2 separate regions of the Homo sapiens genome follow, and region 2 is linked to region 1. The links are chromatin contacts, found by Hi-C or POLR2A ChIA-PET in ENCODE. All regions are on one chromosome and are shown on one strand. The core of a region is the stretch at or near the end of the contact, and the rest is flanking DNA. Distances in the headings are between cores, read along the strand shown.

Evidence for each region. Hi-C counts contacts between places; a loop is a spot of excess contacts on that map. ChIA-PET counts read pairs that join two places held with the same protein, here RNA polymerase II (POLR2A). Pooled maps may share reads with other maps.
Region 2: a map of pancreas shows a loop between it and region 1 (2.6-fold over the local background). The contact joins two enhancer-like sites. A Hi-C loop is called at or near these places in 1 of 168 maps with a recorded cell type or tissue (pancreas) and 2 of 50 pooled maps. POLR2A ChIA-PET finds 5 or more read pairs at or near these places in 2 of 52 experiments (Panc1 and naive thymus-derived CD4-positive, alpha-beta T cell).

The regions. Positions count from the first base shown.
Region 1 is chr14:91,752,367-91,760,226 of GRCh38, reverse strand. No RefSeq gene overlaps it. Among named protein-coding and RNA genes, the nearest start is that of CATSPERB, 24 kb to the right of the region's middle. Within about 2 kb of position 4,491, at least 7 of the 41 ENCODE cell types and tissues checked have a DNase peak (open chromatin) inside an H3K27ac peak, as active enhancers do.
Region 2 is chr14:91,894,703-91,902,562 of GRCh38, reverse strand. FBLN5 (fibulin 5) reads left to right here. Exons shown (of 11, transcript NM_006329.4): 5 at 7,491-7,613. Among named protein-coding and RNA genes, the nearest start is that of TC2N, 31 kb to the right of the region's middle. RefSeq lists an enhancer at 4,939-5,452. Within about 2 kb of position 4,967, at least 17 of the 41 ENCODE cell types and tissues checked have a DNase peak (open chromatin) inside an H3K27ac peak, as active enhancers do.

The DNA of each region.
Region 1 (7,860 bases), core at 3,242-5,741:
GGCAGCAAGTCACAAGAAGTTTGTCTTCAGACCATGAAACTGCCTCAAGCTGTAAAGCTTCCTGCCTAGGTCAAAATTGTGGCTATCAGACTAAAACCCTCCCAGTTCAGTACCACAAAGGGAGGGTATTGTATTAGTCTGTTCTCACATTGCTGTAAAGAAATACCTGAGACTTGTAATTTATAAAGAAAAAAGGTTTAATTGGCTCATGGTTCTGCAGGCTATACAGGAAGCATGATGCTGGCATCTGCCCAGCTTCCAGGAGCCCTCAGAAAGCTTACAATTATGGCAGAAGGCAAAACAGAAGTAGGCGTGTCTGGAGCAAGAGAGATCCAGTGGGGAGGTGCTACACACTTTTAAACAACCAGATCTCATGAGAACTCACTCACTATCACAAGAATAGGACCAAAGGGATGGTGCTAAACTATTCATGAGAAACACCTCCATGATCCAATCACCTCCCACCAGGCCCCACCTCCAACATTAGAGATTACAATTCAACATGAGATTTGGGCGGGGACACAGATCCAATCCATATCAGGCATCTAACTCCCACACCTGTGGCTGGAGCCCATGCCACTCACCTCTCCTACTCAAAACTAGATTGCAAATTCCCATCCAGAGACTCTCCAAATCAGTGACTGCAACCCATGCTTGTTGGCAGGTTCTTATACAACCCACTATGAGTTAGCATCAAAAATGGCTTTCTCCTATCAGCACCCATGTTTGGGAGTGTGTGTGGGGTACTTCCCAGTGCCGTTCCTTCTCATGGTCTCCTGACTGCTCCCTGAGTCAGATCAGGGCTTGGTAAAGTCAAGAAGCTCCTCCATGGCCTGGATTGCCTGGCTGTCCAGTGGGAATGTGTATCACAGAGACAGTTTCTCCCCGTCTCACACACTGAGGATTCACTCACAGTTTCCCACCAGATCCACCCCGCAGGCTGCTGCTTGCCTTATTTTTCAGAGTATCCAAAGTTTCTTTCACTTTTATGTTGAACTCCCGTGTTCTTTCTTGGATAAAATTTCACAGTATGAATCTCTACACATTATTTTGCCTTTTCCAAATGCATGAGGCAAGCTGGCAAAGCCACTATTCTGCTATGTTGGGGAGAAAAACAGAAATGGTTGTCTTAATAGATACATGCTTTAAAATTAATCTAAGCTAGATGTAGTTTTCAATGAACTAATGTATATTGAGTGTCTATTATATATGGAATCCAGAGAAGACTGTTTCTTTGTATTTTTTTTTGTTTTATAGTACTATGATTCATTTGAAACCTATTATCAGCCTTATGACCATACCAAGTTGTGCCAGTCATTTAAAATTTTTAGTTTTTCATTATTCAACATACATTGATATACAGCCTTACATGCATGTCTATGAGAAAGTGGTAGGAGAAAGCTCTCAGCTGATTTTTGTGCAACTGAATGACCATTAATGCTTGGCAATCTTCCCAACTGAATCTGACTCAAGTAGAAATAGTTAACATTAATCAAAAGAGATTAATTACCTGCCACCAGTCTTTTGAAACAGTCTGTCCTGAGAAAAAGAGAATTCGATGATATGTAAATCCATGTTCTTTGGGAATGCTTATTTCTCCTTTTCTTGGGATACAGAAGAAGAGACAGACTCAGATACAAACCTCAATACCTGAAATCATTAGCTTTGGTCTTGGTGGGATCAAAACCAAAAAATAAAAGCTATTAATATGTGATTGAATACACAAACACACGTGCGTGCACACACACACACACACATTTATTATAAGGAATTGGCATATGTGATTATGGCAACTGGGAAGTCCAAGAATCTGCAATGTGGTCTGGCAGGCTCAAGACCCAAGAGAGCTGATGGTGCAGTTCCAGTCTCACAGAAGTCTGCTGGAGAATTTCCTCTGGCTTGGAGAAGGTGGTCTTTTCATTCTACTCAGGTCTTCTATTGATTGGATAAAGTGCACATACATCATGGAGGGCAATCTTCTTTACTCAGAGGACATCAGTGTCAATGTTATTCCCATCCAGAAACACCTTCCAAGTTGACACATAAAATTAACAATACACTTTTCCTCATCTCACCCAAATTTAGGTTAAGAGTTCTGGATACCTGAATTAATATTGCCATTGGAATGCCACTTTTACTTTTGGAGAAAAATTAGAAATAACATTTTATAAAATTAAAAAACTGTAGGCTAGGCACACTGGTTTACACCTATAATCCCAGCACTTTTGGAGGCCAAGGCAGGAGGATCCCTTGAGCCCAGGAGTTCAAGTCTAGCCTGGGCAACATAAGGAGATCCTGTCTCTACAAAAAAAAAAAAACAAAAAAACTGTAGCTAGGCATGGTGGCATGTGCTTGTAGTCTCAGATACTCAGAAGGCTGAGGTAGGAGGATCCCTTGAGCCCAGGAGTTCAAGGCTGCAGTGAGCTGTGATTATACCATGGCACTCCAGCATGGGTGACAGAGCAAGACTTTATCTCAAAAAGAAAAAAAAATACTGTGTTTCTGGTTTGCAATTATACTGAGTATTCCAGATATGAAGTGACCAGCTCATAGCACTTGCAACAAGATTATTCTCTTCTGTAGTCTGGTTGCTATATTTCTAATAATGTGACTCAAGATTTCATTCATTTTACCTCTGGACTTATCACTCTTTGAACTTTACGGTTTATCACTAGGTCTTTTTCTCTAAATGAGCTATTGTTAGGCCAGTTTTCTTCTTCCTCTTGCAATCCTGTTTTTCAGTGGTTGATGGCATTTAACCTAACGTGGATTTTCACATAACAATTGCTATTTTAAAATGTTATTAGTTACTTAACCCATATGATTTATCTTAGAACCACAGAACCTCAGAGCTAAAATGAACATTTTATAATAACAAACCGGGTCCAAAATAAATGACTTACATAGATTTATAAGGTAATTAATGACAGAGCTGAGTCAAGGATTCATGTTTCTTGATGCCTAGTTTAGTAGTCTTTGATGCAACAGACATCAAGTACATATTATATCTAGAAGTAATGTATTAAAGATAATCTTTTGGCTTAAATCATTTTAGAATGTGTAACATCCTTGTAATACAAGTCATTACCCATTTCAACTAGAGAAGAAGATATATAGAAATATCAAATGTTAACAAGGTAATAGGCCATTGCTTTTGTGTAATTCAAAATTTGATAATGATTTTGTTCTTTGCCCTAGTTATTGATAAAATTCTTAAAGTGAACATTGCCCTACTGCCTATTTCTAGGTGCTGTTCCCTTTAATAAGTATATTTTGAACATCATTTGTTTAACCCTGTTTTAACCAATTAGAAATCTATCTACTTGAATTATGTTCATTCTCTTCCCTATGTATTCTTTTTGAGTAACAAAATGAGATTATTTTAATATGACTAGAAAGGAAATATATCTTAATATGAGGGTGTACAAACTTTTGTTGTCTTAAATAAAGATTGACATGTCAAATCTGTAAAGAATAAAAGTAGACCTCATTTTTAGGTTTATTATTTTTTAAATACCACAAATGACAGTAAAGTTGCCTTCATTTAAATTGGTACCTTCAGTTACCCACCACCCCCAACCACTTCAATAGTTAAATGCATCTTACTTAAACATATTGGAAAATTTGGAGTAGAATCTTAATTAATGTTAATTTCATGTCTTTGATGATATACAATGTCCCTGCAAGATTAAAACATGATAATGGGAGTAACAAAAAATCACTGTTATTTAGTTTTTTAAATTTTGCATTTAGTGACTTTGAACAGTACAAATCAACTTAAAATGTATGCTTTGCTACTGACTATAACACTGACAATTGTATCATCAAGAGCAAATACTCAGCTTTGAGACCTTGGATCTAAAAAGCTAAAACTCTGCATTTCTGTTAAACATGTATTGATCTGGCAGTTGACAGCAGGTTGTCAAAGTGCCTTATGGTGGAAGTTGTAATAGATGATATCTACGTCCTCCTCTAATGAGTGAGTCTACCAAAGACCATGGAGAGGAAAATGTGCCTCTTATTGCCTGACTCCTGATGAATAAGACTTCAGTGAAGTGCAGAAAACAGGCCTCTGCTAGGTCTATCCATGACAGGCAAGTTACCCAAATGAAAACCTTGGGCTCTGTCTCAGCTGTCACCCTAACTTTCAAGTGACAGCAGCTAGCCTTTCAAAGTTCTAAGCACCTTTGAAGAGTTTCTGATAACACATTTAAAAGTATTATCACAGATGAAAGAGAATTCATTATGTCAGACCTACCTCAAAAGTTTTAAGTTTGTTCTTAAGTCCTTTCAGAGAAATTAACAATCCAGGAATAAATCTTTTAATTTACCCTACCTATTGTGGTTACTAGTACAAGGCACCTTTCTGATAATGAAACAGAAATCCTTTCATTCCTGGAATTTCCTGTTGGGAGTGTAGAGTTTTCTGAGCAATATGTAACGTTGGTTAGTTACGCAATATGTTGGATTTTACTGCCAGCTTTGTTTAAAAAGGGTGTGAGAGGCTTTGACCAACAGGAATGTGAAGTCAAAGTTAAGTATGGCATCATCTTACCACCTGTCACATGAATAAACCCGGATTCATAAGCAAATATGTTATACATTTAAGTGTTTTTATTAACTCAGATAAGCTAACTATAAAATAGTTTTATCTTTACCTGTATATAATTTGGAGAAACTATCTTTTTCCCTCCAGGAAAATGTTAGTGGAGAAAAATTGGTCCCCAAAGTTGCATACAAAAGTTATTAAACATGTGAGGGAGGTTGTCTTCAGTGATTGCAGGGGAGATGGATGGATCTGGAGATATGCTCATAATATATTTAAATCCCAGTACATGGGTGAGAGTCAAGTCTTCAGCACTATGGCAAACCTGCTAAGATTCAGGCCCCTGCTCTCTCCTCTGTCTCTAGCTACTTGGATAGGTGCTTAGTTCTCCCACATAACATTTCAAGATCTGTTTAGAATAACCCCTCCCAATCTTATGCAGAAAAGCATCCATATGCTGTTTTTAAGGATATAGAGACTATGTTGTAGTCTCCTTCAATAATACATTACCTATTTTTAATAACTTTAAGCCTCAGAAATTTCTTAGGTTAATATCTAATCTAATTTTCTCTGTAAGGCAGTTCTCAACCTTAGCACTATTGACATTCTGGGCTGGATAATCCTTTGCTGGTGGGGAGCAGGGGGGACTTGCCTGTGCATTATGAGATAGATGTTTGGCAGCATGCCTGGGCTCTACTCACTAGATGCCAGTAGCACCCTGCTCCCGGTTATGATTGCCAAAAATGTCTCCAAACATTGTCACATGTTCCATAGGGGTCAAAATTGCCCCTGTTTGAGAACCACTGCTCTAAGACAGCATAGAATGTTAGATAACTGTCCAGTTTTTATTTTCTCTTTTCCACTTGGCTGTGATTTACTTGAGATCTCACTTAAGAGGTGAGACTGGAACCTGGGTTTCCTAACTTCACTGTTAGTTTTTTTCCTAACACACCATGCTTTCTTGGTTTAAGATGCTCTGATACCCTACTTATGGGCTTGTCCAGCTATGAGTTCTGTTACAGTATAGCTAACCATTTAGTAACCTACTCCACATTATGCACATAAAATCTGTAGTTCTCCTTAATATCCACTTGTACATATTGTTTTGGCTTGTTTCTCCCAGAAGCAATCCTGAAATGGGAATTTGTGTAAAAGCGGCTTATTAGGAGGTGTTCTCAGGAAAAATTGGTAGAGGAGTGGGGAAGTGGCCAGGGAAGAGAAGGAAACAAAACAATGGTACAATGTCAGGCAAACTTCCAAGCAAGTAATTTTAGCTCAGTCCCCCTGGAGAGCCCTGGAGACAGTGTAGATCATATCTCAGAACTGTTCCAATCAGGTACAAGAGAAAAAAACTACAGTGTGCATACTTCCCTGCCCATCAGTCATTGTTTGAGGTGGAGTTTCTTAGCCTTGATACTATTGACATTTTGGGGGTAATTCTTTGGTTTTTTTTGTTTTTGTTTTTGTTTTTGTTTTTGTTTTTTGTCTTGGGAGTCTGTCCTGCGCATTGTAGGCTGTCTGGCTACAATCTCTGGCTTCTATGTGTTAGATGCCAGTAGCCTCCCAGCCACCTTTCCCGGCCCGGTTATGACAACCAAAAGTATCTCTAGACACTTTGACTCCTGGAGCTCAAAGTCACGTCCTCATTCAGAACCACTGGTTTAAGTGTCCCTGGGGAGATGTAAATTTCCAGGAAATTTACTCAGGCAAAATGGTCTTTGGCAGCTTAAGAGCAGCCCTCTGACTGACACTGGCATTGGCTGTGGGGGTGAAAGCACACCAGGAGCCATGTGCGTGAAAAGGTTAATGAATTCCAGTAGCTATGGTTGGAGTGCTGATATCATGTGCTACCTGTATATTGACTTATTAAATTTCTCCTTTTCAGCCATGTGAGCATATTTGATATAAAGGCACAGTTTTCTTTGAAGGGCTTTTGGTGGACTGAGTCAACCCAGTGTGCCACATGTTATAGTCAGTGCCACTAGAGCAGTATCTGACTCATCCTACTGTTGCCATTATACACCATAAATACCTCTCCACTGAGGCTAATTTTAAGCTCTGTGGAATTAGTTTGATCAGAAACCTGAATCAAGAAAGAATTTCATAAGTTGGAACCATTCCTGCTAGACTAGACTTACTGATTTTTGTTTCACTCTAATGACAGAAAATCAATGTGTTTTGGCTGTGTTTTTCTAATCTTGAATCTATTTTTGTTGTACCTGCTGTGCCCAATTTACCATTCATTCATTCAAAAAGTGTTTACTGAGTGCCTAATATGTGCCCAGCGCTTTGCTTGGTAATAGGAATACAATAGGAGACAAAAGAGAGATGGTTGCTGTATTAATGGAACTTCCAGTCTAGTAAGGGAGAAAGACAAGAAATTAGTTACAGTTCAAGGAGCAGGATTGTCTGAAAATAGCCTTGAATTCTCACTCTAGGTTTCCTGGACTGTGAGAACGGGGGAGTTCTCTTCTATGTCATGGGAGGGGCTGTGCTCAAATCTTATGAGACTGGTGGCTTTGTCTTCCCAGCAGAGGTGATTTCAACTTTGCAGGAAAGCTGGCATTCTTAAACAACTCCAGTAAGCAGCCTGCTGGGCTGTCAAAGTCAGACTGCCTGGCACCAAGTGTATTCCTCCAATGTTAAGGCTGTATAAACAGGGAGAATAGCAGAGAGGCCATTGTCTCTCTAACTAGAAGCAAATCCCCATAGTATTGGTTCTTGTAGGAGGAGAATGAGATACCCATATCTTTTGTTCTCTCACTAACCGTGGCATTTTACTTGTAAGTTTTCTCTTTCCCCAATAAAGTATATCTTTAACCCATGCTATGTAATGTGGAGTTTGTCTTTAAACCTACATAAGTGCTACAAAGAAAAAAAGCAGATTTAAAGGATGTGCCAGGTACTTCGGATTATTCAAGTGATCAAAAAAGCTTGTTTGAGAAAGTGACATTTGAGCTGAGACCTGAGCTCTGAGAAAGCAAATCACGTGAAGATCTAGAACAAGAGCCTTCTAGGCAGAGGAAGAATATGGAAAATCCCTCAGGTAGAGAACTTGATATGTTTAAGGAATTGAAAGAAGACTAGTTTGGGTGGCGGAAGCATAGAGATAGAGGGAAGGGAGAATGAAAGCAGCGTGAGATGAAGCTGGAAAACTTCAAAATACAGTATGGAGCCAGATCATAATAAATGGCCTCGCTGGCCGTGATGAGGAGTTCTTATTTTATCCTAACTGCATTGGGAAGCCATTGAAGCAAATTTCAAAATACTCGCTCTGATTTAGGTCTTTAAAAGATAATTGTCATTCCCATATG
Region 2 (7,860 bases), core at 3,718-6,217, 140 kb before region 1:
TTTAGATACAGTTTTGCATTGGATTCATTTAGGTAAAATGTGTCATTAAAATAACACAGCTTTCCAAGCCTCAGCCCTGGAAATTCTGATTTAGTCAGGCAATTCTCTTGGGTAACCAGGTTTGGAAACTACTGGCTTCTAAAGATTCCAAAATTTCTGTCGATAGACAAATGGCAAAAATTTTAGTAAATGGAAATCTAGTTTGAACTCCACGTCTGTTTGCTTTACATTCATGATAATGGCCAAAGCCTCATGGCTTTTTGAAAAAAAAAAAAAAAAAACAAACAAACAAACAAAAAAACCCATGTCTAGATTGACATTAGACATGACTTGTCCCCTTCCTCTCAGGACATCTTGATGCATGATGCTCAAGAGGACATGTGTTTCCCCTGGCCCCGTGGCAGGGACCATACACTGGCAAAAGTTGAATGGGCTTGGCCAATTCACTGCCCAGTTTGAAAGCAACTAAAGTCAGCTGATGTTTACCAAGTGCTCTGGGGATGAAAGTAATTACCCAAGAACCAAACAATGTGATCTCCATTAGTTGCATAGTTTGTCTCTGTAGAAGATCATAGCTTGAAGGGGCCTTTCAGAACTCTCCTCCAGCTCTCGCTTTAGGGATAGAGAAAGAGAATCCATGGAGAGGTTGGGACCTGGATTCCAGCTGGTTTCATTCAAGAGGGAAGGATATTTTGTTGTTTGGAAAATGGATCACATATTTGTTGCCTAATCAGAGGCGCAAAATGAACAAACTTTGTATTCCATGCTTAATCTCAAGTGCTGGGGAAAGTGCTGTAAACACAGAAAGATCTGGCTCCTAGAGATTGGCCAGGACCGTAAGACACATGGAGTGCAGATGCCCTAGGAATTCGACAGCGAGTTCTCCAACGCTGAGATCTTTAATTAAACAGGTGTTTGGGAAGTAGGTCCTGTGTAGCTTCCAGCCTTGGCTGGGCTCGTCTTGCTGAAAAATGGCACCGACCCAGCCCAGCAGCAGGCCTGAAACTGGCTTCACTTGGAGGTGTAGGAATGTGCCATTGTTGTTTTCTTCTTTCTTATCAAGCCCCATTAGCTTGAGCAAGGAAGGAACAAAAATGGGCTGGGAAAACATGTTATTTCACTGGGTAAAAATTTACTACCAAGGAAATGATTTTTGCCATATCCAAAAAAGGAAGAGTGGAGGCCTTGGAAAGGTGTGTCTTCCAAGGGCTCTTGGAAAGCTTCTCCCAGTGTCACCCAGTGAGAATGTTTCCCTTTGGCTGATGGCCGTTCTCACACAAGAACTGAGATATTCAGCCGACGTTAGGTACACAGGCTCACAAAGTCAGACCTTGCCTGTTCACAGTATTGGAGCAAAGAAGGCATGGGAAGAGGCAAGAATCAGATTGTGAAAAGGTTGATCATACATGGCCATTAGGCACACGTACCTTTATGCTTTTGGATGCCTACAATTATAGAATCATAGATGGGCCCAGAGATGCCTGGGTGCAGAGGTGGAGATGGAGACTCCATGAAGGAATGTACCCTGGCTTTCCTTACCTCTTGTCCAGATCTCCCGCCATATGCCTGGGGCTCAAGGGGGAGAAGTCCCTGGCTTTGGCTGTAGTTGAATCACAGAACTAACCATGCTTATAGCCCATGAAACCCCTGGGCTGTCATCCTGGTGTCTTTAGTGAATTCTAGAACAGCATCTGCAGGAGGCAGAGACCAACCTTCTTCTATCTTCCACAGCTGTCAGAAACAGCACCTCCCCGGGGAAGGGAGCTATGTGCCAGGCAGTCAGGCTGGCACCTGTGCTCCTGTTAATTCATGAACTCTCACATCTACCTACGAGGCAGGCTACATCAGCCCTGTTGCAGAACACCCAAGGATCCAGTAAATTGCCCTGCCTTATTTAGTTACCAAATGTGGGAGCCTGGATTCACACCCAGCTCTGTCTGCTCCCAAAGTTCTTATTCTTTAACCTGCTAGTCTTTTCTGGGGAGTTCTCAGCCCTTTGGTGTATTTTTCTTTTAAACTTTGGTGCTTGGAGAATGACCTAGAAAATGTTCTCCCTATGGGCATGGGGAACCATTAGTGTTTTGTTTTGTTTTGTACAGTTTTTAAAGGACATTTTATTTCTGTTAGAATTTGTGTTATGAAAACAAAGTATTTTCAACTTTCAGGAATAAATGCTGAACTGTAAATACATATATGTATATAATATGTGCATTCAAATATAACACATAGCTATCATACATATGCATGTTATTTATATTTGAACATATTTATGCATATTTAATGTGATATATTAAGTCTGTTATAACTGCCTATAGAGATTTTATTTAATAATCTGTGAGTTAATACTAAGATCATACTTGGAACCATTACTTTTATATGGGATAGAAAAGTGGGTTGTGTGATGTTTTCTGAGAACCAGCCCACTCCCAAGGGGAGGACATAAAATGGGCATAAATCAACAATGTAATACCCACGAAGCTGTCTGAGAACTCCATACAGTGAAGGAGAGGAGTGCCAATCACCACTGGCTTCCTCTGCAGAGTCCTGCTCCAAGGACTGGAACGGTCAGCAGATGTGTGGGCTGTGGCCCTTTCCTGTGCTGTCCGTGAGTCACAATGGAAGGTTCTGTTCATTTTGTTGTCCCCGAGATTGTTGGACAGTTGTATTTTGATGTGTTGAGGCCAGTTTCTTCATCTGGTGCCTTTGTAAGATCTTTTCTGTACTTGAAGGACATTCTTTTACTCCTTTAAAACACACCAGCCTGAGGGACATCCCTTTATTCCCCTTGTCTTTGCATATCTGCCCACGTAAAGCTTACTGTCTGGCTGGGGAATGTGAGACATAGCTAAGGGTATGAAATCCTAAAAGAGTTTCCCAAATATGTAGGCCACTGTCCTGGGGCCTGAAAGCCCTTTCTGTCTATGGCCTCCTTGGAAGGCATCGAGGAGGTGATATTGATGGGTTTTGATGACTTTCCTAAGTGAGCAGTTGTTTCAGATTGAGAAGGCCACTCTGTGGATGTCTCAAGGGAGAGGTGCCAGTGCAGGTGAGACTGCAAGGTCACCAGAGCTGTGCTGCTTGATGCAGATGACGACTTCTTCCTGGCAGGGGCAGTGCTGGGCTTTTCCAGGTTCTGGGAGAGCTGGTGAGCGCTTTCCTCCAGTTGCCAGGGTGCTGGTCATCTGGGCAGCAGATAGTCACTGCCTCACCTGTGGGGAGCCAAGCTATGGTTGCTGTGGCAGAATCCTCCAAGTGCCCAGGCACCCGACTGGTGTGACAGCAGCCAGGAGGGAGCAGGGAGATGAGAGAACTCCCAGTAAAGTCTGCTTCTGGGTACCATACAGCGGGAGGGAATATGCTTGATGCCAGCTCTTCCAAAGGTCATGGAGGCTGGGGAGGACACACACACACACACACACGAACACACAGCCGCTGTAGAGCATAAAGAATGAATGAATGGGGGCCGGGCACGGTGGCTTATGCCTGTAGTCCCAGCACTTTGGGAGGCCGATGCGGGCAGATCACGAGGTCAGGAGATAGAGACCATCCTGGCTAACATGGTGAAACCCCATCTCTACTAAAAATACAAAAAAATTAGCCGGGCGTGGTGGTGGGCACCTGTAGTCCCAGCTACTCGGGAGGCTGAGGCAGAAGAGTGGTGTGAACCCGGGAGGCAGAGCTTGCAGTGAGCTTAGATTGCGCCACTGCAGTCCAGCCTGGGCGACAGAGCGAGATTCCGTCGCAAAAAAAAAAAAAAAAAAAAAAAGAATGAATGAATGAATGAGTGAGCAAGTGAATGAATAAAGGATTGAATGCACCCAGCATTCTTTTCTCTTAGGGGACTCTTCCTGACTACTGCACAGGAAAAGAAAGCAGACCCTGTTTGCCCATGAGGATACTGACCCTTGCTCAGGTTGTCATAGCTTGTACTTTTCCACTGATGCGGAAAGGGAGGCCCTGCCAAAGAATGTCCTTGGAGTGATTCAATGTATTTTTCCTTCTGTGATTTAAGTCAAATGTATTTAATGTAAGAAGTTCCGCTGTGAGCTGGAATGTGTGATGAGTCTTTCAGCCTCCCCCCGAGAAAGCCCACCGTGTGAACACTTCCAGTTTTAGCTCCATCAGGTGTGTAAGCTGACAGTGGTTGGCGTGGTGGTGGCTGTTTTTAAAGTACACACACCCAAATGGGCTTGTCAGCTAGTTGGCTGGAAAAACCTTTCTGGGGGCTGCGAGGGATTGATGTTTGCCGTTCATGTGTTCATTCATTCAATAGTTCTTGAACATTACCAGGGACACAGCATTACACCAGGTGTGTTTTCAGGCTATAAAGGTGAGAGATTCCGCCCCCCCCGCCAAAAAAAACTTCAGGGACTTATTGACGTCTCAAAATATAGTTTCTATTGACAATTCATTAAACAAGTTAGTGAAAGTTAAAATTTTAATTTTAAAATCTGTATTTTAAACAAAACAAATACAAAAGTGTCGTATAACTGAGTTAATTCTTTTATTTTTTGAGATGGGGTCTTGCTGTGTTGCCTAGGCTAGAGGTCAGTGGTGCAGTCTTGGCTCACCATAGGCTCAACTTCCTGGGCTCAGGTGATCCTCCCACCTCAGCTTCCTGAGTAGCTGGGACTACAGGTATGCGCCACCACACCCGATTAATTTTTTGTATTTTTAGTAGAAACAGGGTTTTGCCATGTTGCCCAGGCTGGTCTCAAACTCCTGGACTCAAGCAATCTTACCCACCTTGGCCTCCCAACGTGCTGGGATTACAGGCATGAGCCACTGCGCCTGGCTGAGTTAATTCTTTAGTTCAGTAAAAGTGCTGGAGTTTTTAAAAGAGTGAACTTCAAGGATTTTGATCTTCGGCCTGAATACTTCGCACACATGCCCACGATGGGGCCCTTTGTGCCCTTCTGAGTCCAGCCTGGCCTGCTGGCATGCGTCTGGTTTCTCTCTGTAGGACTTGGCAGGCACAGTTGTGTGGGATGCAAATTACGCAAGCACAGAGGCTTGGGAACTTGCTGCCACCAAGCCTCTCCAGTGATTCTTCTCCTGTGTTGGTCACCCTCACCCTTCATTCCCCTCAAGGCAGGAAAAAGAACAGAAATTCCTAAGGCAGTGTTGTTCCCAGCACACAATTGCCATCCATCACTCCCTGCTGGGAAAATGTAAATACGCACCAGCCGATAGTGGCACTATTTATTGTCATAGACTTCACTGTGGATTTGAGCAGGAGCAGCTTCTGGCCAAGCATTATTCACCAGCTCCCCTGGGAGGCTGTGCTCGGTGGGCAGAGCTGCATGGAAGGGAGGCAAAGGGGAGGCTGGAGTCCTTGCAGCTGAGAACAGGGCTGGGTCTTTGCCACTGAGGCTGCACATGCTTAACATCAGGGTGGAGTGGAGGCTGCCGTCATCTTGGCACTAGGTTCTTGGAGGTCGTTCATGTTTAGAGGAGGGAAAGCCACTTCCATAGGATTCCCAGACAGCTGTCATTTTGGGGTAGGGTGGGGACTGATCAGCGTTGTTAGTGTTGGGCTGTTGCAGGTGGATGGTGGATTTGTAGCCATATCACCTGAAGCCGAGGGACCACTGCTCACCCAGTTGAACGTTTTACTGAAGCTCACAAAGCCCTATGCTACACAAGGCCCTTGCCCTCAAGGAGCTTGCACTTTTGGGTCTTAGACACCCCCATCCCCACCGTACGTATTCAAAGAAGCCAACTGAATGGATGATGATCAAGTCTGCAATCTGCAGTGTCAGGAGGCAGACAGCGTGGGAGTGGGGTCAGTAAAAAGCAACAAAAGCTCAGCCCTCCCTCAGCCCAGTCTGCCAGCTCCCCCCTGAATCTGCTTGGTCCTGGGTGGCATGACCTCTGTTAGACCTGCACGGAGTAGACTTAGAGTCAGGCAGGCAGGGAGGCCTGGACTCAGCTCTTGGCTTGGTGCTTACTAGCTCTTTCCACTCAGTTTTCCCATCTGTAAAATGGGGATTGTGAGCCCACCTCACAGGGTGATGTGAGAGTAAATACAAGTAACAAGGTAGGTGTCAGGCACATAACACAGGCTCAGTGAATTGCAGCTTTCAGTATTACTTCCGACTGCACCATGGTCCATTCGGTGAAGGTGGAGAAAAGGTGTAGATGAGCAAACCCTGATGCAGGAATGAAGAGGGGAGGGAAGGTGACCCACCAAGGTGCAGGTGAAGGCAGGGCTGACAAGGAGAAAAGGTTTTGGGGTCCTCTGGACCAGGCAGATCCAGGAGGCACCGTGGATCCTTGTGGAGTAAATTAATGTGTGAATATTTAATGAAAAGTCTCTTCCTTTAGGTCAAAGTGAGAGTGTGGCATCGGGAGGTCCATTTCAGGATCTTGGGCGCTCTCCCCTAAAGTGCAGTGCAGGGGAGAAAGGGGAGGAGGATGTTTCAGTTTCAACAAACAGTTTTGAGCACTGACTGTCCACACCAGATGGCTTGGGAATGACCATGAATATGGCTCGATATCTGTGCTCTGAAGCTCTAAGTTAAGAAGGGACCGAGGTGGATGCAAGTATCTTCATGCCACCAGACAGATGGCAGTGGGCTCTAGAGCAGCATAGAGAGACTTGCTGTGAGCAGAGGACAGACAGAGATTAGCCCCAGGAACTATGGAGTGGAGCGAAGACTGGAGAGCTTCAGACCGAAAGATTTTCACGGGTGAATACCATTAAGCAACTGGACTGCCAGCTTCTGTTGGCAGGGAACTTTTTTTTTTTTTTTTTTTTTTTTTGAGACAGGGTCTCACTCTGTCTCCCAGGTTGGAGTGAAGTCGTGCGATCTCGGCTCACTGCAGCCTCCACCTCCTGGGCTCAAACGATCCTCCCAGCTCAGTCTCCTGAGTAGCTGGGACTACAGGCGCATGCCACCAGGCCCGGCTAATTTTTAATTTTTAGTAGAGACGGGGTTTCACCATGTTGCCTGAGCTCGTCTTGAACTCCTGAGCTCAGATGATCCACCCATCTCAGCCTCCCAAAGTGCTGGGATTACAGGCGTGAGCCACCATGCCCAGCTGGGGACATTTCCTTTACTTCTGTTTTGTTCTCAGTGGTGTTTATCATAGTCCTGTGCACACAGTAGGTACGCAGCAGACCCCTGTTTAACATATGAATGAACAAGCCTAATACAAAATGGCTTTCTAAATCAAGTAATGGTTATTGTCAAGGTAATGCACCTTCAAAGAGCAATGGCATAGGATGGCAGAAGGATTCCTGAGGATAAGGGTTCCCTTCTTGGCCATTTCCCTTTGTGGATTTCTGGTGAGCAGACTAGCTCAGCCTTCAGTAGAGGTCAGTGTCTCCTAGAGGTGCCCATCGGGGAAGCACTGCCACCTCCTTGGGTGTAACCTAGTGACCTTATTAACTGCCTCCCAGCCAAGATGAGCCACTGGCACCCCTGGTGGCTCCAGGGCTCTAGATGGATGTGAGTGACATTCTTTGGACTATGTCTGTATTACAGATGTGGACGAGTGTGCAACAGATTCCCACCAGTGCAACCCCACCCAGATCTGCATCAATACTGAAGGCGGGTACACCTGCTCCTGCACCGACGGATATTGGCTTCTGGAAGGCCAGTGCTTAGGTAACAGCTCTCTGGGGGGGTCACAGGGACTCTTGGAAGTTAACGGTTGCCAGGGGCATTTTGAGGTATGGGCATAGCTGGCTGCCTGAGGGTAGTAAGCTTTTCTTTGCTAGGGAGGGCGGGAGGGGTGGAAGGCTATTGAACTCACATGTGTAACCACCCTTGAAAATCAATTGCCATCATCGCCATCTTGTCATCATTATAGTTTTTGAATGTATTTATTTATTTTTGAGACATAGTCTTACTG